Linked DNA regions of Homo sapiens: region 1 is linked to region 2. The links are chromatin loops, found by intact Hi-C in ENCODE. Cell type or tissue: PC-3. All regions are shown on one strand. Each heading gives the region's core, and the rest is flanking DNA. Links, peaks and the distances in the headings are about the cores only.

Evidence for each region. A loop is a pair of places that touch in the nucleus more often than their neighbours do. Peaks named below come from ENCODE experiments on the same cell type or tissue, not always from the same donor. Only the 100,000 strongest peaks of a DNase experiment are listed, where the experiment ranks them.
Region 1: a loop joins it to region 2, with 3 times the contacts of the local background. A loop is called at or near these places in 2 of 110 quality-filtered maps.

What each region holds. Positions count from the first base shown.
Region 1 is chr13:23,469,389-23,482,291 of GRCh38, forward strand. LINC00327 (long intergenic non-protein coding RNA 327) reads left to right here and starts at 124. Exons shown (of 3, transcript NR_038995.1): 1 at 124-803; 2 at 1,126-1,302. In PC-3, for the core only: no CTCF peak of the experiment used is centred there; no DNase peak of the experiment used is centred there; H3K27ac peaks cover 1,131 bases.
Region 2 is chr13:23,669,729-23,682,631 of GRCh38, forward strand. It overlaps TNFRSF19 (TNF receptor superfamily member 19), which reads left to right. Exons shown (of 10, transcript NM_148957.4): 10 at 3,644-6,365. The coding sequence ends at 3,652. Among named protein-coding and RNA genes, the nearest start is that of TNFRSF19, 110 kb to the left of the region's middle. In PC-3, for the core only: no CTCF peak of the experiment used is centred there; DNase peaks (open chromatin) are centred at 3,883 and 5,503; H3K4me3 peaks cover 334 bases; H3K27ac peaks cover 5,691 bases.

The DNA.
Region 1 (12,903 bases), core at 2,393-10,392, 200 kb before region 2:
AAAAAAAAAAAAAAATTCTGTGGAAAGTCTCCACTAACAGGAAGAGAGAAGTTCTTCACAGTTTGGTTTTATTTTTCAATGATAGTCATTGCCTCATTTTTAAAGCATTTATAATAAATTAAGCAAGTAACACTTGTGTACCAGTTTCTAATCAGTTTCTAATGTGCCTGGAACTTGCTGGGCTACAAAGAAAAGGATCAACTATTTTTTTTCCTGCACCCAAAGATATTGCAATCTTATCGGAGAAGGGAAACTGAGGCATGTGTTACAGTTAGAGGACTAGGAAGCACTAATCTGTGTCAGACTCCAAAGTGCAAATTCAAAGGAAAGACCATTGTTGGAGGGAGTGATCCGGAAGAATTCCTAGCCCTTACCTGTCTCAGTCATGCTTCTTGCCAAAGAAAAAGAGAAATCTCCAAGTATCTTAATGCTTTCAGCGCTTCTCCAATCTGACAAATATTTATTCAGATTCGAACTGACTGCCCAAGCTTCACTGCAGCTCCTCGTTTCCTGTTAGATCTTTTTAAAAATCTTTGCTTAAAACATTGAAGGCTGAACGATGAGCAAGAAAATCTTGCCTGTGAATAAGACACTGGGAACTGCACAGAATCAACATCAGCTCACAAGCTCATCATCTCACGCACGGATTCCTGAGCACATTCTCGCATTCTTGCTCTTAATCCTCCCTTGGCGACCTTCTACTCAGACATCATCTTTTATGCAGAGAAGCAGGCACGTTTCTCATCATTAATTCTGTTCTCAGCCAGGTGTGTAGCCACAGAGCATACAGACCACAGGATGATGTGAGTACCCCAGGATGTAAATTTGTGCGGAGTAATTACAGCTCAGGCTTCTTACACAGCTTTGGCCACATCAGGACATGAAGCTGTCTTGCAAATTGCGGGTGTGTCTAAGCTCTTAAGCACATGTGAACTTTAACGCACGTGCATTCCCTACTCACATACACAATACAAGCATGCCACACACTCACAATCCAATTGGCTAACTATGGTTATTAGCAGGAAAGAACAATTAATGGTCCTTGTGGTTACAGTTTTGTTTGAATTTTCGCCTCATCAAAAATGTAACAACCAACTAAAGCAGGCTTTCCTCCTTTTTTCCTAGTGAAAGCATATTGACTTTCCTGACTTCTTATGACCACATTTGAGGAAAGGAGTAAGCACTGGAATCACCAACACAGCATGCTTACGGAGGGTGGTCACCAGCTTCATCAGCCTCCCAATTCCACGGAGCCCCTTGAAAATCCAGGAGCGCAGACTGGCAACAGTAGAGATTTAATAGGTAAGACCTTGGGTTCAATGGACAGATCTCCTACAGTTCCTGATATCAGCCCCTATCAGAAATTATATTTTACTTTGTGTATTTCACATATTTCAAATAGAAGGGGTCAAGACTAATAGTGACCAGTCTTCATCCATTTGATAAACCTTTACTAAACACAACTGCAGCTTTGTTCTAGGCAGCATGAATGGAATGATTTACAAACTGTTGCTGCTCTTTGGGCAGTCACTGTTTTATAGGGGAACTCGAGAAGCAGTCAGGAAGGAAGGTCTCGGAGGAGATGGCCCTGAAACTGAATCAGACTTTAAAAGATAAGTTGGTCAACAGGGTTGGAGGGAGGGAGGGAAAAGAAGGTTTTGAAAGATAGATCTTTCAGAAAAAGCAAATAACTTGGGCACAGACATGGGCACAAAAAGGAAAAGAAAAGCCAGGGCATTCAGAGAATTGCAGAACATTTTGCATGACTGAGTATAGGAAGCAAGAGAGGTCTTTTGAGAAATACGACTGGAGAGGTGATGAGGGGCCAGATCTTGTGTTACACAAAGAACCTCTTATGCCACACAAAGGAATTTGGATTTTTTTTTTCCTTTTAGGCATAAGGAAGCCATTGAAGGGTTTTAAACAGGAACAATGTAATCAGATTTACTCTTTGGAAATAAGATCTCCTGGTTAGTTAATGAACTCGTATTTCTTTTTTTCTATGTTAACCATTGTTTTATTGTTTGGTCTTTAGACTCTATTATTGATTGAAATGCCAAAGTGATGGGAGTCAAGCGGCTTTGCCACTTAACCTTCCAAAGTTTGTTTCATTTGCTTTTAAAATAGTTATTATATTACGTGCTTTGCCTTATTAGTTTTGTGTACAATTAAAGCGAGATAAAGGCAGAGAAACTGGCTTGTAGTGCTATTGCTATGGACACCATTAGTTGATGTCAGAACAATTACAGATGAATCAATATTTACTATTGGACCAATTACAGACAAAACCAGAAAAGATTAGATCTAGCACAAACTTTATAAACTATTGAGCCTTTCATTTTATTTTGCATTTAAAAATCCTTACATCCGAGATTCTGAATTCTTTTATCAGGGGTGTGGCCTGTGCATTGAGAGTTTTTAAAGCTCTCCAGGTGATTTTAATATGCAATTAGATTTGAGAACCATGATTTTAGACTTAAGGGGCTTTAGAAGTAAATGTCTTTAAATTCTGTGATAATACATCATTCATAGGCTATTCAGGCTGTACTAAAACATAGAGAAAAAACAAAGACAATTATTGAGTTCATTTTATGAAGCAAGAACAATCTTAATAACAAAAGATAAAAACCTTTAAAAAGACGCGAAGCTATGATCTTTTTATGAATATAGGTGTAAAATCACAAAATATTATAAAAATATTTTAACCACATATTAAAAGAGTAGGCTAAATAGAATTTACTTTAGGAATTGAAGAATGGTTTAATATTGGGAAATTTATTATTGTAATGCCTGGGCAACAGAGCGAGACTCCGTCTCCAAAAAAAAAAAGAAAAAAGAAAATGCGAAGTTTAGTCTCAAGCTAAGACTAAATATTTGCAAATCATGTGTCTGAAAAAGGACTTGCATCAGAATAGAGAACTCTTATCACTCCATTAAAAAAAGACAATTCAAAATGTTGAGCAAAAGATATGAACAGATAATTCACCAAAGAATATATTATGATAGCAGATAAGCATATGAAAAGTTGCTCAACATTATCAGTGCTTAAAGAAATGCGAACTAAAACCATACTGAGATACTATGACACACATACTAGAATGTCTCTAATCAGAAAAACTGAAAATATTGAATTCTGGTAAAGATTTAGAGGAACTGGAATCCTTATACATTGCTGGTGAGAATGTAGAAAAGATACAGTCGCTTTGGAAAACAGTTTGTCAGTGACTCAGTAAGTTAAATACATCCACTTCTAAATATCTACACAGAGAAATGAAAATGTATGCTTAGACAAAAAACATTCAGCATTATTATTTTCCATAACCAAAACCTGGCTATTCTAGTTCAGGATGACATACTGAACATATGTGTTTACCTCGTGTCCCTCCTGAGACCCCAATGAAATGACAACGTAGAAATACAAAGAGGAATAAACTCATGCAACAAAAAAAGCATGGAAGGGTATCAGTAGACAAGAAATTTCAACACATTTCCAGAGGACAAAAAGCTGATGTACAAGCTTGGCGCAGTGGCTCACGCCTATAATCCCAGCACTTTGGGAGGCCAAGGTGGGTTGATCGCCTGAGGTTAGGAGTTCGAGACCAGCCTGACCAATGTGGTAAAACCCCATCTCTACTAAAAATACAAAAATTAGCCGGGCGTGATGGGGTGTGCCTGTAGTCCCAGCTACTCGGGGGGCCGAGGCAGGAGAATTGCTTGAACCCAGGAGGCGGAGGTTGCAGTGAGTCGAGATCGCGCCACTGTACTCCGGCCTGGATGACAGAGCAATACTCTGTCTCAAAAATAAAATAAAATAAAATAAAATAAAATAAAATAAAATAAGAAAGCTAATGTACAGGCAAGCGAAGGATGCTGAAGCCCAGAATATAATCGTTGTTGGAGGCTCTGTAAGAAGGAGCCAGCCTCCTCTATTGGAGACCTGAAAGAGAAGGAGCGAAGCAAAGGGAATGATGGAATATGTACACCACTATGTCACAGCCCTGCCAGTCACCCCTCCCTTTCCCACCCTTCCAGAGCATCTGGAAGGTCAACATTGTCACTGTTACAAAAGATAAAGAATGAAGGAATTTCACACATTTACCTAGGAAGATGTAAATCTTCTGTTGTAGATAATTTATTACAGAGTACTCCGTCCACATCCAGGTGCCCCACACAAGTGCTTCGCAAAGCATCTGTGGTGAAGGACCAGCTTTTGTGTTAAAATTTCAAATCCATTGCAGAAGGTTACTTTTTAAAATATAGTAGAAATAAATTACTAGAAAAATAAAATTTAAAAAGCAAAGGCACACAAAATACAAGCCCAAATGTTTTATTACCAGACTCAAGAGACAAAAGATTATATTTCTTTTTTTTTTTTTTGAGATGGAGTCTCGTTCTGTCACCCAGGCTGGAGCGCAGTGGCACCATCTCAGCTCACTGCAGGCTCTGCCTCCCAGATTCATGCCATTCTCCTGCCTCAGCCTCCTGAATAGCTGGGACTACAGGCGCCCTCCACCAAGCCCGGCTAATTTTTTGTATTTTTAGTAGAGACAGGGTTTCACCGTGTTAGCCAGGATGGTCTCAATCTCCTGACCTCGTGATCTGCCCGCCTCAGCCTCCCAAAGTGCTGGGATTACAGGCATGAGCCACCGTGCCCGGCCCCTAGACAAAATATTATATTTCAATCAATGTTATCAGAACAAATTTAAAATAGAAAAAAAGACAAGAATTACAAAAATGGTACATACTTATTGAAAGTGTGTGTATAGGCAATTAAAGTAGCCAATCATTTTTACATTAAAATATTTGTGTCATTCTACCATTGAAACTAAACAAAAGGTTATGAAAGGAATTGTAATTTCCCATATAGAAAACCTATAAGTTTTGAATAAACAGCATGTATAAAAATATCAAAAGCTTTTATTGTAAAAAATGAGCCTGATTCTTGTTTTTTAATTAATTTATGTTGGATTGTTGACAATGCTATTCACAGAAGATAATGCATGTCTAAACTGTTTCTACGTATTTTTTCCCTTGTTTTTTAAGATACAATTTACGTATCATAAAATTATCATTTTAAAGTGTACAAACAATTGGCAGGGCACAGTGGCTCTCGCCTGTAATCCTAGCACTTTGGGAGGCCGAGGCGGGTGGATCACTTGAAGTCAGAAGTTTGAGACCAGGCTGACCAACATGGTGAAACTCCGTCTCTACTAAAAATACAGAATTAGCTGGGCAGGTGGTGCATGCCTGTAATCTCAGCTATTTGGGAGGCTGAGGCAGGAGAATCGCTTGAACCCGGGAGGTGGAGGTTGCAGTGACCTGAGATTGTGCCACTGCATTTCAGCCTGAGCAACACGAGAGAACCTCCATCTCAAAAAAAAAAAAAATTAAAGTGCACAATTCAGTGGTTCTCAGTGTATCATATTCACAATTTGTGCAACCAAAAGCACTATCTAATTCCAGGATGTTTTCATCACCCCAAATGGAGATCTCATACTCTTGGGCAGCCATTGCCCAGTCTCCCGGCCATCAGCCCTGAACACTTCCTAATCTATTCTGTTTCTTTATAGTTTTGCCCATTCTGAACATTTCATATAAACGGAATAAAAGGCTACAACATGTAGCCTTTTTTGTCTGACGTCTTTTACTCAGCATAGTGTTTTCAAGGTTCATCCACATTGTTGTATGTGTCAGTAATTCATTCCTTTTTGTGGCTGAATAGTATTTCTTTGTGTGGATAGACCACAATTTATTTATTCATTCATCTGTTAGTGGACAATTGAGTTGTTTCCACTTTTTGGCTATTATGAATAATGCTACTGTGAACATTAAAATGTAAGCTTTTGTGTGAACATACATTTTCATTTTCTTGGCTATATCCCTAGGAATTGAATTGCTGGGTTATATATGAGAACTGTATGTTTAACTTTTTTAGGAACCAGCTGTTTTCCACAGTGGTTGTACCATTTTATATACCCACCAGCAATTTATTAGAGTTCCAATTTTTCCACATCCTTGCCAATATTATTTCCCTTTTAAAAATTATTATTATAGTCATTCTAGTGTGTCTGAAATGATATCTCATTGTAGTTTTGATTTGCATTTCTCTGATGATCAATGATGTTGAGCACCTTTTCAAATACCTGGTTGCCATTTGTATGCCTTCTTTGGAGAAATGTCTGTTCGAATCATTTGCTCACTTTTTTAATGGAGTTTTTTACTGTTGAGTTGTCAGAGAGCTTCATTCATATATTCTAGATACTAGATGCTTATGAGATACATGGTTTGCAGGTATTTTATTTCATTCTGTGGGTTTTCTTTTCTTTAGGACAGTCTCTTGATAGTGTCCTTTAATGCACTGTGATGCTGTGATGCTGATGAAATCCAATTTGTCTATTTTTGTCTTTGTTTACTTAGGCATTTGGGATCATATCTAGGAAACTAATGCCTAAATGATGAAGATTTACACACATTTTCATATAAGAGTCTTATACTTTGGGCTCTTTTTAAATTTAGTGGTTTTTTAAAATGTGTGTTTTGTTGTTTCTTTCAAGATACAGGGTCTTGCTCTGTTGCCCAGGCTGGAGTATAGCAGTGCAATTACAGCTCACGGCAACCTCAAACTCCTCGGCTCAAATGATTTTCCCACCTCAGCCTCCAGAGTAGCAGGCACTACACTATCCATTTTTAAAATATTTTAACATGGTGTGAGCTAGGGGTCCAAATTTATTCTTTTACCTTTGGATATTCAGTTGCTCCACCCATTTGTAGAAAAGATTATTTTCTCTCATTGAATGATCTTCACACCCCTGTCAAAAGTCAATTAGCTGGCCAGGTGCGGTGGCTCATGCCTGTAATCCTAGCACTTTGGGAAGCTGAGGCGGGCAGATCCTGAGGTCCAGAGTTTGAGACTAGCCTGGCCAACATGGTGAAACTGTGTATCTACTAAAAATACAAAAAAAAATTAGCTGGGCCTGATGGTGGGCACCTGTAATCCCAGCTACTTGGCAGTCTGAAGCGGAAGACTTGCTTGAACCTAGGAGGTGGAGATTGCAGTAAGCCGAGATCACACGATTACACTCCAGCCTCAGTGACAAGAGTGAAACTCCGTCTGAAAACAAAAAACAAACAAAAGAGTCAATTGGCTATACATGCATGGGTTTATTTCTGAACTCACAATTCTATTTCATTGTTCTACATGTTTATCCTTATTTCAGTACTACTCTGTCTTCATTACTGTAGTTTTGTAGCAAGTTTAAAAATAGGGAAGTGTAAATTCACCAACTTTATTCTTTATTCAGTTTATTTTGCCTACTCTATATCTCTGGCATTTCTGTATGAATTTTAGTATCTGCCTGTCAATTTCTGCAAAAAAAAAAAGGAATCAACAGAGATTTTGATAGTGATTTGCATTGCAACTGTAAATCAGTTTGGTGAGTATTCCCATCTTAACAATATTAAGTATTTTGATCCATGAACATGGATGTCTTTACATTTATTTAGGTCTTCTGTAATTTAACAATATTTTGTAGTTTTCAATTAACAAGTCTTATACTTCTTTTGTTAAAATTATACCTAAGTATTTTATTCCTTTTGATTTTATTATAAATAGAATTATTTTCTCAGTTTCATTTTTGGGCAGTTCATTGCTAATGCGTAATACAATTGATTTGTAAATTTTGGTATTATATCCTACATATTTGCTGAACTCACTCATTAGCTGTAATATGGATTCTTTAGGTTTTCTATAGGTAAGTTATGTCATCTGCACATACAGATAGTTTACATTTTCCTTTCCACTGTGGATGCCTTTTTTTTTCTTGTCTACTTGCCCTGGGTATAACTTCCAGTACAGTGTTTTGTTTCAGTCTTTCACCATTAAGTATGATGTCAACTGTGGATTTTTCATAGATGCCCTTTATCAGGATGAGAACATTCCTTTCAATCCCCAGTTTGTTGAGTATTTTTCATCATGAAAGGGTGTAATTTTGTCAAATGCTTTTCCTGAGTCAATTGAGGTGATCATATGGGGTTCTTTTTCTTCATTATATTAATGTGGTATATAACATTGATTGATTTTGTTTGTTGAAGCACCATGGCATTCCTGAGATAAATCCTATCTGGTCATAATGAATAATGCTTTTATATACTGCTTGGTTTGGTTTGCTGTTATTTTGTTAAAAGATTTTCACATCTATACTCATAAAAGATATTAGTCTACAGTTTTCTTTTGTTATATTTACCTAGTTTGGATATCAAGATAATACTGGCCTCATAGAATAAGTTAAAAAGTATTTCCTCCTGTCCTACTTTTATTTCTTCTTTAAACATTTGGTAGACTTCACTAGTGAACCCATCTGGGCCTCAGATTTTCTTTGGGAAGTTTTCCAATTACTTATTTAATCCTTTTAGTTATTCTAGATCTACTCTGATCTTCTGTTTCTTATTGAGTAAGCCTTTGTAGTTTGTGTATTTCTAGGAATTTGTCCGTTTCTTCTAGGGTATCTAATGTTTTTAGCATACAATTACTCACAGTATTGCCTTATAATCCCTTTTATTTCTGTAGGGTTCATAGGAATGTCCCCTCATTCATTTCCGAATTTAGTAATTTGAGTCTTCTCTCTTTTTTCTTGGTGAATCTAGATAAACTTTGTCAATTTTGTTCCTCTTTTCAAACAACCAACTTTTTATTCTGTTAAACTTCTCTGTTGTATTTCTCTTTTGTCTTTCGCTAATTTCTGCTCTTATCTTTATTATTTCCTTTCTTCTGCTTGCTTTGGCTTAGTTTACTTTGCCCCATGTCTTAAGGTTGAATGTTAGGTTATTGATTTAAGATCTTTCTTTCTTTCTTTTTTTTTTTTCTTTTTTTTTTGAGATGGAGTTTCACTCTTATTGCCCACGCTGGAATGCAGTGGCAGGATCTCGGCTCACCGCAACCTTTGCCTCCCTGGTTCAAGCAATTCTCCTGCCTCAGCCTCCCGAGTAGCTGGGATTACAGGCATGTGCCACCACACCTGGCTAATTTTGTATTTTTAGTAGAGACAGGGTTTCTCCACGTTAGTCAGGCTGGTCTCGAACTCCCGACCTCAGGAGATCCACCCGCCTTGGCCTCCCAAAGTGCTGGGATTACAGGTGTGAGCCACTGTGCCCAGCCTTTTTTTTTTTTTTTAGTTTTTTAAAATTATTATTATTTTGAGACAGAGTCTTGCTCTTTCGCCCAGGCTGGAGTGCAGTGGCGCCATCTCGGCTCACTGCAAGCTCCACCTCCCGGGTTCACGCCATTCTCTTGCCTCAGCCTCCCAAGAGCTGGAACTACAGGTGCCCACCACTACGCCAAGCTAATTTTTTGTATTTTTGGTAGAGACGGGGTTTCACCGTGTTAGCCAGGATGGTCTCAATCTCCTGACCTCGTGATCCACCCGCTTCGGCCTCCCAAAGTGCTAGGATTACAGGCACGAGCCACTGCGCCTGGCCAACCCTCTTTTTTTTAAATGTACACATTTACAACTGTGCATTTCCCTTCTAGGCACTGCTTTAACTGCATGCACATTTTGGTACATTGTGTTTTTATTTTCATTCATCCCAAATTATGCTTTAATTTCTTTTGATGTATTGTTTTACTTACTGTTTATTTAAAGTGTGTTGACATATTTGTGAATTTCCCAAATTTCTTTCAGTTACTGATGTTTAGTTTCATTCCATTTTGGTCAGAGAACATATACTTTATGTTTTCAACCCTTTTAGTTTTATTGAGACTTGTTTTATGCTGTAAAATATCATCTATACTGGAGACTGCTCCAAAGTACTTAAAAAGAGTTTGTATTGTTCTGTTGTAGGGTAGTGATATAGATATCCATGGGGTTTAGTTTACTTACAGTGTTTTTCAAGTTTTCTGTTTCCTTGCTGATATACTGTCTAGTTGTTCTATCAACTATGGAAAGTAAGGTAATGATATATCCAACTATTATTGTTACCTAAGAGAAAAGCTCTAAAATACATGAAATAGTTCTCTCTTCAAGTTTGTCAGTTTCTGTTCATGCATTTTGGAGCTGTTCTTTTAGGTACATGTATGCATATAATTATTATATATTCTTATTGAATAACATTTTTTCATTATAAAATGCCCTTCTTTGTCTTTAGTAATAATTTTTGTTTTAAAATCTATCTCACCACATATCAGTTATAGTAACTCCATCTCTGTTTTTATTATTGTTTACATAGTGTATCTTTTCCTGTTCTTGATCATTCAATCTATTTATGTCCTTGAATCTGAAGTGTGTCTTTTGTAGACAGTGTATAGTTGGGCCATTAAAAACATCTTTCTAGCTTGTAGACAGCTGCTTTATTAAAAAAAAAAAAAGAAAGAAGGAAAAAAATTTTAAATAAAAATATCTTTTTTCCAATCTCTGCTTTTTTATTAGAATATGTAGCTTATTTATATTTAATGTAATTAATGATAAATTAGGATTAACATCTGCCATTTTACTGTTTGTTTTCTACCTTTTTATTCTTTTGTTTCTACATTTCTCCATTACTGGCTTCCTTTGTGTTAAATAGATATTTTCTTATACAGTATTTTAATTCTCTCATTTCTTTTACTATATTTTTGAGTTTTCTTTCTTAGTGGTTACCTTGGCAATTACCACTAATACCTTACTTAATAACAATGTTATCTAAATCAAATGATATTATTTAACTCCAATAGTCTACAAAACTTTGTTCCTATATAGCTTTTTTTTACCCTTCCTGTATGCCATTATCATCACAAATTACATCTTTATACATTATATGCTTGTCAACAAGGATTTATAATTATTGCTTTATGCAGCTGTCTCTTAAAACAGATAGGAGAAGGAAATGAATTACAAGCAAAAAATACACTTATACTATTTATTTTTAATATTCATCTGTATGTAGTTTATCTTTATTATTTCGTTTATTTCTTCATGTAGACCTGAGTTACTGCTTACTCTCCTTTAAGTCCAGCCTAATGGGCTCCTTTTAGTATTTCGTGTAGGATAGGTATCCTAGTGACAAGTCCTCTCAGCTTTTGTTTGTTTAGAAATGGCTTAATTTCTCTTTCATTTTTGAAAGATGGTTTTGTGGATATAGAATTCTTGGTTGGCAGCTATTTTCTTTCAGTGCTTTGAATATGCCATACCACTGCCTTCTGGCCTCCATGCTTTCTAATGAGAAACTGTTAATCTTATTGAGGATCCATTATACAGGTCAAGTCCCTTCTCTCTCTCTGCTTTTAAGATTCTTTGTCTGTGGCTTTCAACAGTTTGAATATAATGTGACTCAGTGTGGATCTCTCTCAGTTTGTCATACTTGGAGTTTATTGATCTTTTTAAATGTATATATTAGTGTTTTTCATCAAGTTTAGGGAGCTTTGGCCATTATTTCATCAAGTAATCTTTCTGAAACTTTCTCTCACCTCTCCTTTTGGGATTCCATTATGCATATGTTGATATATTTAATAGTGTCCCACAAGTCTCTAATCATTTTTCTGCCTGTTTTTTCTTTCTGTTCCTCAGACTGGATAATCTCAACTGACCTATCTTCAAGTTTGTTGATTATTTTTATCCTGCCTGATCAAATGTGCTATTGGGTGCCTCTGGTTTATTTTTCAGTTCACTTATTCTAGCTTTCAACTCCAGAATTACTATTTTTTAAATAATTTTGACCCATTTTTATTCTCTATTTGGTTAAACATAGTTATCTTTTGACATGGTTTGGCTCTGTGCCCCAACCCAAATCACATCTCGAATTGTAATCCCCAAGTTTCAAGGAAGGGACCTTGTGGGAGGTGATTGGATCATGGGGCGGTTCCCCCCATGCTGTTCTCATGATAGTGAGAAAGTCCTCATGAGATCTGATGGTTTTATAAGTGTGTGATGGTTCCTCCATTGCTCTGTCTCTCCCTCACTCTCCTGCTGCCCTGTGAAGAAGGTGCCTGCTTCCCCTTCTGCCATGATTCTAAGTTTCCTGAGGCCTCCCCAGCCATGTGGAATTGTGAGTCAATAAAACCTCCTTTGTTTGTAAATTACCCAGTCTCAAGTTGTATCTTTATAGCACTGTGAAAATGGACAAATACATCATTCTTTGCTTCAGTTCTTCAGACATAGTTTCCTTTAACTCTTTGAACATATGTTTAAATAGCTAATTTTACTCTCTGTCTAGTAAGCACAACATTTGGGCCTCTTAGGGCCAACTTCTATCAATTGCTTTCCGTGTGTGTGTATGGGACATAATTTTATGTTTCTTTGCATGTCTCACAATTTTATGTTGAAATTTTGACATTTAAAAAAATATAATATTACAAGTCTGAAAATCATATTCTTCCCTGCTGAATTGTGTTGTTGCTCCTTGCTTTTAAATGTTGTTTTTATTTATTTCATGGCTTTTCTGAACTAATTCTATAAAGTATGTATTGTTTATTATATGTGGTCATGGGAGTTATCAATTAGCTTAGTGATTGGACATCTAATGATTGAACAGAGATTTCTTTAAATGCTGGAACCAATAAACCTCTAAATCTTTGCCATGGGTTACTATATACATGTTGGATCATACCTTTAACACTCCACCAGGCAGTTCACAATGCTGTTTTAGCCTTTACTTTCTGCTTGTGCAGAACCTTAAGGTCACCAAGAAGTGAGAGCTCAGGCCTCCTCAGCTCTTTCTTCAGAATGCCCACAGGCCTACATATGCCCCTGACCTTCCAAATTCTCAGGAATATGTCAGAGCATTTCAAAGCTCCTATGGACATCTTATTCCACAGCTTTTCCCTTTAATCTTCTTGGTTAGTCTATTGTTTGCACTATCATCCATCTCATGCAGCCTGATAGTTAAAAGACGTGCCTAAAATTATTTTCAATAAATGCCTCTTAACCCCTGGGA
Region 2 (12,903 bases), core at 1,519-9,518:
GTGCTGCAAAGCTGGAGGCAGCAAAGGATTCAGGGATAACTGGGCACGTCTCTGCTTTCTTCAGGTGAGGATGTGGCCTTTGCTGAATTTGACCTAATGTTTGTAAACATTTCCTTAAATGGGAGTGCATGTATTGTTAGTGTTAAGTTCTAGGAGAAAAGTGTCAAGCCTTGAGTGTAAAAGGGCAGAGTCACAGCAACAGTCCAGCTCCCAGGCCCACAAGACTCTGCCCCACAAAGAGGTTGCTGCTCTCACTGCCTGTCCCTCCCTGCCCCAGATCAGGGTTGTGGGTGCTGAGGAGGCAGCTGAGCCTGCTCCAGAGGGGCCTCACTTCCATGTCATTCTGTATCCTGGCCTGATTATATCAGAGACTTAGTGCAGAGTCAAAGTGTGAACGCTGATATGTTCCTTTTAAGATCAGTTCATAAGTTACATACTGATCTAAGTCTGCAGTACTTGTTTTTGTTTTTGGTTTTTGGGTTTTGAAACGGGGTCTCTCTCTGTCGCCCAGGCCAGAGCTCAGTGGAGCAATCACAGCTCACTGCAGCCTCGTCCTCCTGGGCTCAAGCCATCTTCCCACCTTGTTTGCTTTTTTAAAGTACAAAAAAAAATTATCTGGAGAACTTTTAGGGGATTCTATAGACAAAACATTTTTTAGCTTTGGAGGGAAAAAATTGGTTTCATTCTCAAAACGGGGGAATGGAGAAGTAAGAGAAGGGAGACGAGTGAATGAAGGAAAAACAAATTAGGCAGTTAACACATACAAAGTATCTACCTCTGAGCTCTGCCTGGAGTTAGGAAAGGCTGTTCACTGATCTTGTTCTTTTGAGCCATCCATAATTTGTAAAATTGTTATGATAATAAATAAGAAAAGACTTAAGAATTAACCTAGCTGAGTGTAAGTCTCAAGAATGGACTGTGCCCCACACAACGTAGGAACTGAGAGGCCCCAGCAGCCGAGAGCAGGTAACAAGTCCTTCAAAGCAGAGAGCGTCCACTGACGGATCAGAGGATGCTAGAAACAGGCGGAACCCCCCTGCTCAGCAACAGAGGGCTCAGCTGCCTCCCAGCAGCACTAAATGAGGGGCCCTCGCCATGTCTAGTGCATCATCCGTGCCTCTCTTGTTAGGAGATCATCTGAAGAACTAGGGTTACGGTGCTGCCAGCTGACTAATGACTGTTTTTCAGTTTTGTCAGGAAACAGAATTACCACTCACCTTAATTTTGTAGCTTGTACCCAAGTTTGTGATGTCAATTGCCAAGACTAAGGAATGAAACGTCTTCATACGAGGTCATCCCGGAGCCAACTCATTGCCTGCTTTTTTTCTGTGTATGTTGGTGGTGTGGCGGGGACAGGATTGATAAGCACTGTCATCACAGCTGTATGAACATGATATTTTAGAAACATGTTTTAGTTGATGAGATTGGCATATCATGACTTACTAACTCTTTTTCAAAGACATGCAAGGTAGTTCTCATGATTTATATACACTTTCAACTCAAATCATTATGAAAAGAAAGTTACAATTATATCTAAACTGAACCTGATGAGAAAATATTACACTCAAGTTGCACAGTATAATAATTTATTAATGAAAGGTTTTTACTAACTTTTCAAGATGTGTAGCCCTATAATTGTTAGATTAATTTAGGTAAATCTAAGTATGACATTGAATTTAAAAAAGGAAGCGTTAAAATATAAACCATTTTGATTTTTCCCCTATAATAGTGAATAATATTTTGAGCCCATTTTACGAGATAATCATTTCCAGATGCTGGAAAAAAAAAAAACTTTAGTTGCACTTACTAATCTGTGAAATGTAGCAAATGAACCTTAAGCTACTTCAGGCCTTTGGGGGCCTGGTCCTCCTCTTTATTTCAAGGTCCAACCAAGTGTTTAACTCAAGTAGTTTTGCTTCTGTTTTTCTTTCCCAATCTAAATTCCAACCCACATTTCCCCCAACAGGCTAATTTTCCAACTAGAGGACACATTCACATCTCATAAAGAATTTGATTTTAGGCTGAGGCAGGAAGATGACTTGAGCCCAGGAGTTTGAGGCTTGAGGCTGCAGTGAGCTAGGATCACGCCGCTGCACTCCAGCCTGGGCAACAAAGCAAGACCCTGTCTCTTAAAAAATAAAATAAAATAATTTGATTTCAGCAGCTCACTATTATGAACCAAAGCACAGGGCTTCTTGTTAATTTTATCCATTCCACAGGTTTGTGTTCAATTAGCTTGGCTCCATGATGTGGGCTCGTTCATAGCTCAGGAAAACAACATGTGTCCATCTGGGAGGTGGAAAAGGAGCAGCTGTGGCCAAACAGCACTTCTGTCTTTACGTGGTGTAAGGCCATGATTTCAGCGCATGATGCATTTGTTTACACAACCTGCATTTCCACACACTAGTTTTCTTGTGGGTGATTTAAGATGACCCATAATCTGATGATAGTTATGGTTCCAGATAAAGCAAATAGGTGTGAGAGCCTTCTTTAGTTTGTATGACTCAATTTTAATCAAGTTTTTCCTATACACATCTCTCCAGAAGGGAACAAAACTGAGATATTTGGAACATTTTTTGCTGAGATATTTGAGAGAACAAAGCCAGCCTGTTTACCTACAGGAAAAGCATATCTTGAAGTTGTTTTTAATGCAACATTTAAAATGTCAACAGGAACAGACAGAAAGAAGGTTAGAAAACATATGAGAGGACCCTGGGTTCTAGTGTTTCAATCTATTGAAATGTCTACTTTTTCCTTATTGGCAAAATGAGGATAATTTGCCTCCCACAGAAGGGTTCATGTAGTTATTATAATCATGTCAGTTAATCAACATATTTGATAAAACTATCTCCTGTTATTGGAAGTGTTTCATAAGATTTTACTTCTAAATAATCTCCTTAGACCTAGGAATAATTTTTTTGCATACACTTAACCTGGTATGTCACCAATGCCAAATTAGTGGTAAGTTAGTGAAGGGTTAATACATGAAATTAATGTTCAGTGGTTTCACTTGTCCCCTTCCCGGCATTGACGTCAGTGCCCTTTGTGATGAGGACACGTCTAATGGCTACACTTTGCTGAGGATATTCTCCCGATAAGGACTGTGAGTATGCTAGGGAGATTGTTATAAGAGAAATCTTATTCCCAACTATTTCTGAACATTCTCTAATAGTTTAATGGAAGTACATTCAAAGACTAAGTTGGCAGATAAAGAATGGTACTATTCATTCATCTTTGTTCTTTGAAAGAAAGGAAATACAGAATCCTAAAATATTTACCTACAAATGCTTTAAAGGAACACAGTATAGAAGAAAGAAGCTTTAAATGTTTGAATAAGGTTGAAAGCCCACAAAAGAATTGTTGTTAATACATTATGATTGCTATGGGTTACGGTATCATCTTTTAAGTACTCTGCAGTTATTGGGTGACTACGAATTGTTATGAAAATATTTATTTTATCCTGAGATTACATGGGTAGCTGGATATTTGGATACTATTGAATGAGTTTCTTGTCCATATGCTATTATTATATCCATGTATACTACTAGTAAAAGTTATGCATAATAATTCTTTACCATTGAAATTTAGCAGATTTAACTTGTAAGACATTATTTCTAAAGCTTCCTTTCTGTTGCTGTTTTAGGAAGCTTAAAGAACCTGCTTCTTTCTGCAGTAGAAGCGTGTGCTGGAACCCAAAGAGTACTCCTTTGTTAGGCTTATGGACTGAGCAGTCTGGACCTTGCATGGCTTCTGGGGCAAAAATAAATCTGAACCAAACTGACGGCATTTGAAGCCTTTCAGCCAGTTGCTTCTGAGCCAGACCAGCTGTAAGCTGAAACCTCAATGAATAACAAGAAAAGACTCCAGGCCGACTCATGATACTCTGCATCTTTCCTACATGAGAAGCTTCTCTGCCACAAAAGTGACTTCAAAGACGGATGGGTTGAGCTGGCAGCCTATGAGATTGTGGACATATAACAAGAAACAGAAATGCCCTCATGCTTATTTTCATGGTGATTGTGGTTTTACAAGACTGAAGACCCAGAGTATACTTTTTCTTTCCAGAAATAATTTCATACCGCCTATGAAATATCAGATAAATTACCTTAGCTTTTATGTAGAATGGGTTCAAAAGTGAGTGTTTCTATTTGAGAAGGACACTTTTTCATCATCTAAACTGATTCGCATAGGTGGTTAGAATGGCCCTCATATTGCCTGCCTAAATCTTGGGTTTATTAGATGAAGTTTACTGAATCAGAGGAATCAGACAGAGGAGGATAGCTCTTTCCAGAATCCACACTTCTGACCTCAGCCTCGGTCTCATGAACACCCGCTGATCTCAGGAGAACACCTGGGCTAGGGAATGTGGTCGAGAAAGGGCAGCCCATTGCCCAGAATTAACACATATTGTAGAGACTTGTATGCAAAGGTTGGCATATTTATATGAAAATTAGTTGCTATAGAAACATTTGTTGCATCTGTCCCTCTGCCTGAGCTTAGAAGGTTATAGAAAAAGGGTATTTATAAACATAAATGACCTTTTACTTGCATTGTATCTTATACTAAAGGCTTTAGAAATTACAACATATCAGGTTCCCCTACTACTGAAGTAGCCTTCCGTGAGAACACACCACATGTTAGGACTAGAAGAAAATGCACAATTTGTAGGGGTTTGGATGAAGCAGCTGTAACTGCCCTAGTGTAGTTTGACCAGGACATTGTCGTGCTCCTTCCAATTGTGTAAGATTAGTTAGCACATCATCTCCTACTTTAGCCATCCGGTGTTGGATTTAAGAGGACGGTGCTTCTTTCTATTAAAGTGCTCCATCCCCTACCATCTACACATTAGCATTGTCTCTAGAGCTAAGACAGAAATTAACCCCGTTCAGTCACAAAGCAGGGAATGGTTCATTTACTCTTAATCTTTATGCCCTGGAGAAGACCTACTTGAACAGGGCATATTTTTTAGACTTCTGAACATCAGTATGTTCGAGGGTACTATGATATTTTGGTTTGGAATTGCCCTGCCCAAGTCACTGTCTTTTAACTTTTAAACTGAATATTAAAATGTATCTGTCTTTCCTAGTATGTTTTTATCTTCTCATGTATTATCCATGGTTTTCTCTGTTTGTGACAGATTAGTAAAATTTAATGAGCCCTCTTTCTTGTGGCCGTTTCTCCATAGTTTTAGGTTTTGATATGTGTTTACTAGCTTGCCTGTGTCTGGTACATCTCATGACCTCAATTCCCTCACCTGAAATAGGAAATGAGAATGTTTCATTGTAGCCCCAAGCGGTCATGTCAACCTAGTGCCTAGTCATAATTAATTGACTTTTCCTGTATTACTTCTTTTTTTAAGTATAAACCAATGATCCTTTGGTAGTCAAGAACTCTTAGGAACATTGCCTTTTGGACATGTAAAATATTTAGGATTTGACCACACAATGGCTATGAAAATGCAAGTAGTTTCCTCGCGTGACCTCACCATGATTCACATACGTGCCACTGTTTGAAATCTGGTCTGTTTGCATTTCTGTTATGACAGAGAGATGATGTTTGCATTTCTGTTATGACAGAGAGATGATGAAAGTAGGCAGGGCTGTGTTCCTTTGTGTAGCCTGTATATATTTTCCATATGTAGAGCCCTGATTAACTTCAAGGACAAACACTGGCTGGAGAAAGCCAGACTGATGGGAATGAGACTTTGGCCAAAAATCCCAAAACATCATTTTCAATCAGTAGAGAAGTGCTTAGGGTTGAAAATTGATTTCATTTGCTACTGAATTTGGTAAATCCTGGGTAACTTTTATCAAGATGAAGACATTTTACCCTACCTACTCTAGAAATATACAACAATGTTATATTTTACACTCCTTGGAAACATTTGAGGAAAAAAATGCAATTTGCACTTCACTTTGTTGGAATATCCCATAGCACTCAATAAACTCAGCTGCTAGAGTGCCGATGTCAGGAGGGCTGTGTCGGGTAATGCGTGTGGCTGAATGGGCATAACCACTGTGGCTTCTTGTGCTGCAGAAGCTCGTTGACAAGACTGAGGAGGATTTCAAGAGCAACCAAGTAAAGTCATGAATTTTCTAATTTTGTGTATATGGAATATATTTTTAAATAGAGATTTTTCTACTTTAGATAATGTGTTAATATTGCTATTACCTAGGTTAAGCACTATTGTCTGTGCTAGTAAGAAAAAGAAAGGAAAACCATCATTGCTTTATAGTAGCTTATATCAATTTAGATTTCATCATTACTATTTTGCATACTGGAATTTATAAATGTGTAAATTATCATTTTCTTAGTTTTGTAATACCTTTTTTATTTGTGAATAAAATTATCACCTGGTATTCTTATTTATGTGTTCAGTGAGAGAATGACTGATTTTGTGGATGCAGACATGTTTTTTTCTTTTCAGAAGTCTGTGTGAGGGTTTTGCAGAGTTCTGCTCTCTCGGCACAGGCAGCGGCTCCTGCCTGTGGTCCCAGATACTAGGAGGCTGAGGCAGAAGGATCATGAGCCTAGGAGTTTGAGGCGTGCCTAGGAGTTTGAGGCCAGCCTGGACAACATAATGAGGCTGTGTCACTAAAAAATGTGCTCCAGAGAGGGATGGAACCCTCTCTGCCTCCTCAGGCTTTTGGAGGGCTATTTGTAATCCTCACTGGTGACCTGTGAGGGATAGCCTGGGAACAGAACCAGGCGCATTGGGCTAGTGGAAGGTGCTCTGCGGCCCCTGAGAAGCTTTGGCATCAAGGTCTTATCATGATCTCTTCATTTTTTCCCTTTTATGGCACAAAGAGGGAAGGAACTAAAGAGAAAGTTTTGTATCCTTGATGGAGCTCAGCCAGGTGTCCTCCTGCAGAGGAGGACTAAAGAGAGGAAGGTGGAGGCTTCCACAGATCAGCAATCCTTTTCTTCCCTCTACTCAGTAAAGCTTTTAAGGCTATTATTAGATTTTGAGAGAGGACTTTAAACTTTCTGGAAAAAAAAAACTTTAAAAAATGTTACAGTTACATCCTGCTTTCTCAGCAGGTGAGTTTCTGCTGTTGACACTGGATTCTCTGAGGGAAGGACATTGACTTCTTCCCCCTCTGACACCCCCACTCACACCCCAACCCCCCCAGAGCATGTGGACTTTCCTGGTGTCCATGGAGACTGGTTTAGCTTATAGGTACCATAAATCCATCAACTCTCTGACAAAAATAACTCAAAGCTAATAAGGTTCTCCCAGGAGGTCTGGACTATTTTATAGTAATGTGTCTGGAATTGGTGGGTTCTTGGTCTCACTGACTTCAAGAATGAAGCCACGGATCCTCGCGGTGAGTGTTACAGTTCTTAAGGATGGCGTGTCCAGAGTTTGTTCCTTCTGATGTTCGGACGTGTTCGGAGTTTCTTCCTTCTAGTGGGTTCATGGTCTCTCTGGCTTCAGGAGTGAAGCTGCTGACCTTCACGGTGTTACAGCTCTTAAGGCGGCACTCTGGAGTTGTTCGTTCCTCCTGTCTGGAGTTGTTCATTCCTCCCGGTGGGTTCGTGGTCTCACTGGCCTCAGGAGTGAAGCTGCAGACCTTCCCAGTGAGTGTTACACTCATAAAGGCAGTGCGAGCCCAAAGAGAGAGTAGCAGCAAGATTTATTGCAAAGAGCTAAAGAACAAAACTTCCACAGCATGGAAGGGGACCCGAGCAGGTTGCCACTGCTGGCTTGGGCAGCCTGCTTTTATTCCCTTATCTGGCCCCACCCACACCCTGCTGATTGGTCCATTTTACAGAGAGCTGATTGGTCCGTTTTGACTGGGTGCTGATTGTTGTCTTATTTGCAGTCCCCTAGCTAGACATAAAGATTCTCCAAGTCCCCACCAGATTAGCTAGACACAGGGTGCTGATTGGTGCATTTACAAACCTTGAATAGACACAGGGTGCTGATTGGTGTGTTTACAAACCATGAGCTAGACACAGAGTGCTGATTGGTGTATTTACAATCCCTTAGCTAGACATAAAGATTCTCCAAGTCCCCACCAGACTCAGGAGCCCAGCTGGCTTCACCTAATGGATCTCGCACGGGGGCTGCAGGCGCCAGTCCCACGCCATGCACCCGCACTCCTCAGCCCTTGGGCGGTGGATGGGACTGGGCGCCATGGAGCAGGGGGCGGGGCTCCTAGGGGAGGCTCCCGCAGCACAGGAGTCCACTTGTGGGGAGGCTTAGGTATGGTGGGCTGCAGGTCCTGAGCCCTGCCCCACGGGGAGGCAGCTGAGGCCCTGCGAGAATTCGAGCACAGCGCCGGCTGGGGTACCTGGCACACCCTCTGCAGCTGCTGGCCCTGGTGCAAAGCCCCTCACTGCTCAGGCCGGCGGGCCGGCTCCGAGTGTGTGGCCCACAAAGCCCACGCCCACCCAGAACGCGTACTGGCCCACAAGTGCTGGGCACAACCCCTGTTCCCGCCCACACCTCTCCCTCCACACCTCCCTGCAAGCAGAGGGAGCCGGCTCCGACCTCTGCCAGCCCAGAGAGGGGCTCCCATAGTACAGCAGCAGGCTGAAGGGCTCCTCAAGGGTGGCCAGACTTGGCGCAGAGGTTGAGGAGGCGCTGAGAGCGAGCAAGGGCTGCCAGCACACTGTCACCCCTCAGTAATAACAATGACATATTTTCATTATTACCACTATTATTAAGGTCTCTGCAACTGGGTACTTATTCTGAATGTGTCCCATTTTAAACTAAGAAGGTATTGTCTGATTTCTTTTTTTAAAATTTAATTTAATTAATTAATTTTTTTGAGACAGTCTTGCTCTGTCACCCAGACTGGAGTGCACCTCCCAGGTTCACACAATTCTCCTGCCTCAGCTTCCTGCATAGCTGGGATTACAGGCACATGCCACCACACCCGGCTAATTTTTGTGGGGTTTTTTTTTTTTTTTTTTTGTATAAACGGGGTTTCACCATGTTGGCCAGGCTAGTCTCAAACTCCTGACCTCAAATGATCCGCCCACTTCGGATTGCTGGAATCCCAAATTGCTGGAATTACATTTTTTAAAAACAAATTTGGCACCGACTAAGGTCTGTAAATAGAGCTTAAGTTTATCATTCAGTCTTGAAAGTGAACAGTGGTCTGAGAGGTTTCAAAATTGTCTATAATGTCAAACAAGTTTCAGTAAGTCCTGGTATGCAATTATAGGGATATAATTATGCTGAGTCAAGGCAGCAGTTCACACTAGCATTAGTTATGTCACACTTCAACCAACGGAGGGTTGAAAGGTTTCTACTCCAGAGAGTCAGCTGGCCAAGGGTAGGTCATGTCATGAATGGCCAGTGGCGTTTGAATTAGTGTGATCTATGGCTGCTTGAAATTCACCTCTCCAGAAGACTTGAATTTTTAAAAGTTATCAGCAAAACCACTTTCTCTAGAACCATGGGTGGTCTTCTGAAGCAGGTTTCATTTTTTGTTCTATAAAGAGAGAGGATTCTTTTTTCCATAATTTCTAATGGCATTAGCTATTCCTACTTAAGACTGAAATAGCTGTGTTCTGGTAGCTTTGTTTGGGGTGGAATTTAACTAGCAGAACTATGTAGAGGGATTTTCCTTACCTGGGTTGATTATTTACAGTAAATAGAAGATCTGCAGACCATTCTGCCAGCAATCTTTTAATAGCAGGTTAGGGAGGCAGGCTGCGCCACCGCAAGGCATGCTACCCCTCCACAGATCAGAGATGAATCATTTCCCTTGAAGTTCTAAACACAGGTCCAATTCCTCTCAGAAGACTCACTCTAGTAAGATGCATTTCCTGTGGCAGTCCTTAATGTATGCACTCAACATACATTTATATAGCATAGAGCATGTGCTTGGTTCTAACTACAGTGCCAGGGCCAGAGAAGATATGAAGAAATATAAGGAAAGCAAGCCTTTTAAGTGTTTATAAAGTAGACCTGGGCCAGCATGGTGGCTCACGCCTCTAATCCCAGCACCTTGCAAGGCTGATGCAAGAGGATTATGTGAGGACAAGAGTTTGGGATCAGCCTGGACAACAATCTGGGACTCCATCTCTACAAAAAAAGAAAAGAAAAAATTAGCCAGTGTGGTGGTGCATGCCTGTAGTCCTAGCTACTCAGGAGGACCAGGCAGGAGGATCCTTGAGCCCAGGAGTTTGAGGCTGCAGTGAGCTGTGTTAGAGCCATTGTACTCCAGCCTGGGCAGCAGAGCAAGAACCTGTCCCTAATAAAATAGCTCTTAATTGTAAAAATACAAGTGCAAATCCTTCTGGGGACAGTGAGGAGGGGGCACAGAAGCTGGGAGGGAAAGTCCTCTGCACTGGGCCATGAAGACTCATGTGGTATTCACCAGGCAAGTGGAGGGGTGGAAAATGCTAGAACTGCAGGTGGAAAGGCTCAGCCTGTGCTGGGAGTGGGAGAAGTGCAGGGAGGCTGGAGCACGAGGACACGGGTGAGGTGGCTCAGGGCAGATTTCTAGGCCAACAGGCATCCAATGGGCCCTGCCCTGGGGCTCGAGCTTCCCCCATGGGGGACCGACTTACCTCTATGTGAAGGGGTGACAGACATAAAAACCAAAATAGTCTTCCAGAAGCTTCGGAGTTCCAGAGGGAGGTGAGTGGACCTCTCTCCAGCAGCAGAAAATCCCCAATCACTGGGAGGGACCAGCCCCCTGCCAGAAGTGAAGATGGATAGTCTCTCTCCTGTTTGGAAATACTGAGCCTGAGCTCGTTCCGCAACATCTAGGTCATGTTGGTCTGGTCCTGATTTCCAGCAGGGCAGTGCTGAGCTTCAGGTGCAAGTTTAGGACTCAGCAGAACCACCTGCTGACATCAAACCAACGCTCCACTGGAGTCCTGAGAATACAAGGCTGAAAAGGCTAGTGCACTGCGCTCAAGCGGCCATGGCCTTCCTGTGCCTGTGGATTGCATCAAGCACCTTCGTGGCCTTTTTATCCTGGGCCTGGGATGCACTCTCATGGTCCTGCCCAGCCTGGAGCTCCAGGCAACCCTACCACCAGATCGGGGCCAGCCTTCAGGGCAATGAGTGTTGGCACATCCATTTGTAAATCTTAGCTTTGTGCATCCATTTCTAAATCTTAGCCAGTCGCCTTCACCTGAAAGCTAGCTAGCTCTAGCCTGATGGTGTCTGTCTGCACCCTACCCTTGTCGTGGAGATGCTGCTGCTTTTGTTCCCTGCCCTCACATGGCTGAGCAGCCTCCCCACGGGAAACTCATGGGGCCAGAAGGCTGGCCCCTGGCTTGGGGAGGACAGCAAAGCCCGTGCAGCCTGCCTGCAGCTGGTTCTGCATCATTGCCTTCTGTAGCTCAGGAGGAGTTACCCTTGCCCTCCTGTCTCCCAGACTACTCCGGCTGCTCCCCAGCATCCTGGCATTATTGAAGTGACAGAAAGCTTCTGGCTGCATCTGAGAGCTGTTTGGATATTTTAACCACACATAAATGCACTGAGAGGCAACTAGGTTAATAAATAGGCCTACTAGAGGCGAAGCCCAAGCATAAAATTGAGGGAGAAGCCACCCGGAAAATGCAAGAATCCCCAGATCCGATGATCAGATGTGAGAGAATGCACACTTGGTGCTCTCTAAAGGCCTAGAACTAAAAGGCAACAGCTCCCTCGTGACTGTAGTGTTGTGTGAAAGAAAAGTAGAATCCCAGGACCCAAACTCACTATGCTGAAGGGAAAGTTAAGCTTGGGAACTGAGTCACTGATAATGTTTTCCTAAACAGCTGTAATTTCACAACCTGGCTTCACAGCCTCATTCTCTCTGCTCCCTCTTTTCACAAGCTTGCTTTATCATCCGTAGAATGCAGATTTACTGTGCTCGAGGTAATGCATAGCTGACATTCTCCTCTACTCCATCTTTTCACATGTGAAATGTAGATTTACTAAAGCTAGACAGAGCTGCACAAGATGTAAGCATTGGTTTCACTGCCTCACCTCTTCCCTTTTCCCCCCTCCTGCTTGCTCTTTCCCCTTTAAATACTGAAGTTCACAAAGCCCCCTTTAGGAAAAGCAGAGGTCACAGATGCCCCTGTTGTCAGAGGTATGTGAACCAGAGCAAATCCATCTTAAATAGGAGCTGGGTAAAATGAGGCTGAGACCTACTGGGCTGCATTCCCAGATGGTTAAGCCATTCTAAGTCACAGGATGAGATAGGAGGTTGGCACAAGATATACAGGTCATAAAGACCTTGATGATAAAACGGTTGCTGTAAAGAAGCTGGCCAAAACCCACCAAAACCAAGATGGTGATGAGAGTGACCTCTGGTCATCCTCACTGCTACACTCCTATTAGCGCCATAACAGTTTACAAATGCCATGGCAAGATCAGGAGTTACCCTACATGGTCTAAAAGGAGAGGACATGAATAATCCACTCCTTGTTTAGCATATCTTTAAGACATAACCATGAACATAGGCAACCAGCAGCCCTCAGGGGTACTGTCTATGGAGTAGCCATTCTTTTATTCCTTTATTTTCCTAATACACTTGCGTTCACTTTATTCTACAGACTCACCCTGAATTCTTTCTTGCTCGAGATCCAAGAACTCTCTCTGGGGTCTGGATTGGTACCCCTTTCCTTGTAACATCTTTCTGGCTACCACAGAAGCAACTATAGTGCGGAACCCCCCACCGACCCAACAGCTAACTTTGGATAAGTGGTGGGGTCCAATAACATCCTTCTGATGAACCACGTAAGGGATGATACTGAGGAAACCCCCCCCATCCAAAGGAAATAGACTGCAGAACTGATTAGACAACTTTGGGTAAGTGGTGGGGTACTTGGGAAAAGAATGGAATTGGGTTAGAGGTCCAACTTAGGAGAGTTAGAGTCTCTCCTAAGACAGAGTGGGTTAGAGGCCTCTCTTAATAAAAGGCAAGGATGCTTGACCGACCT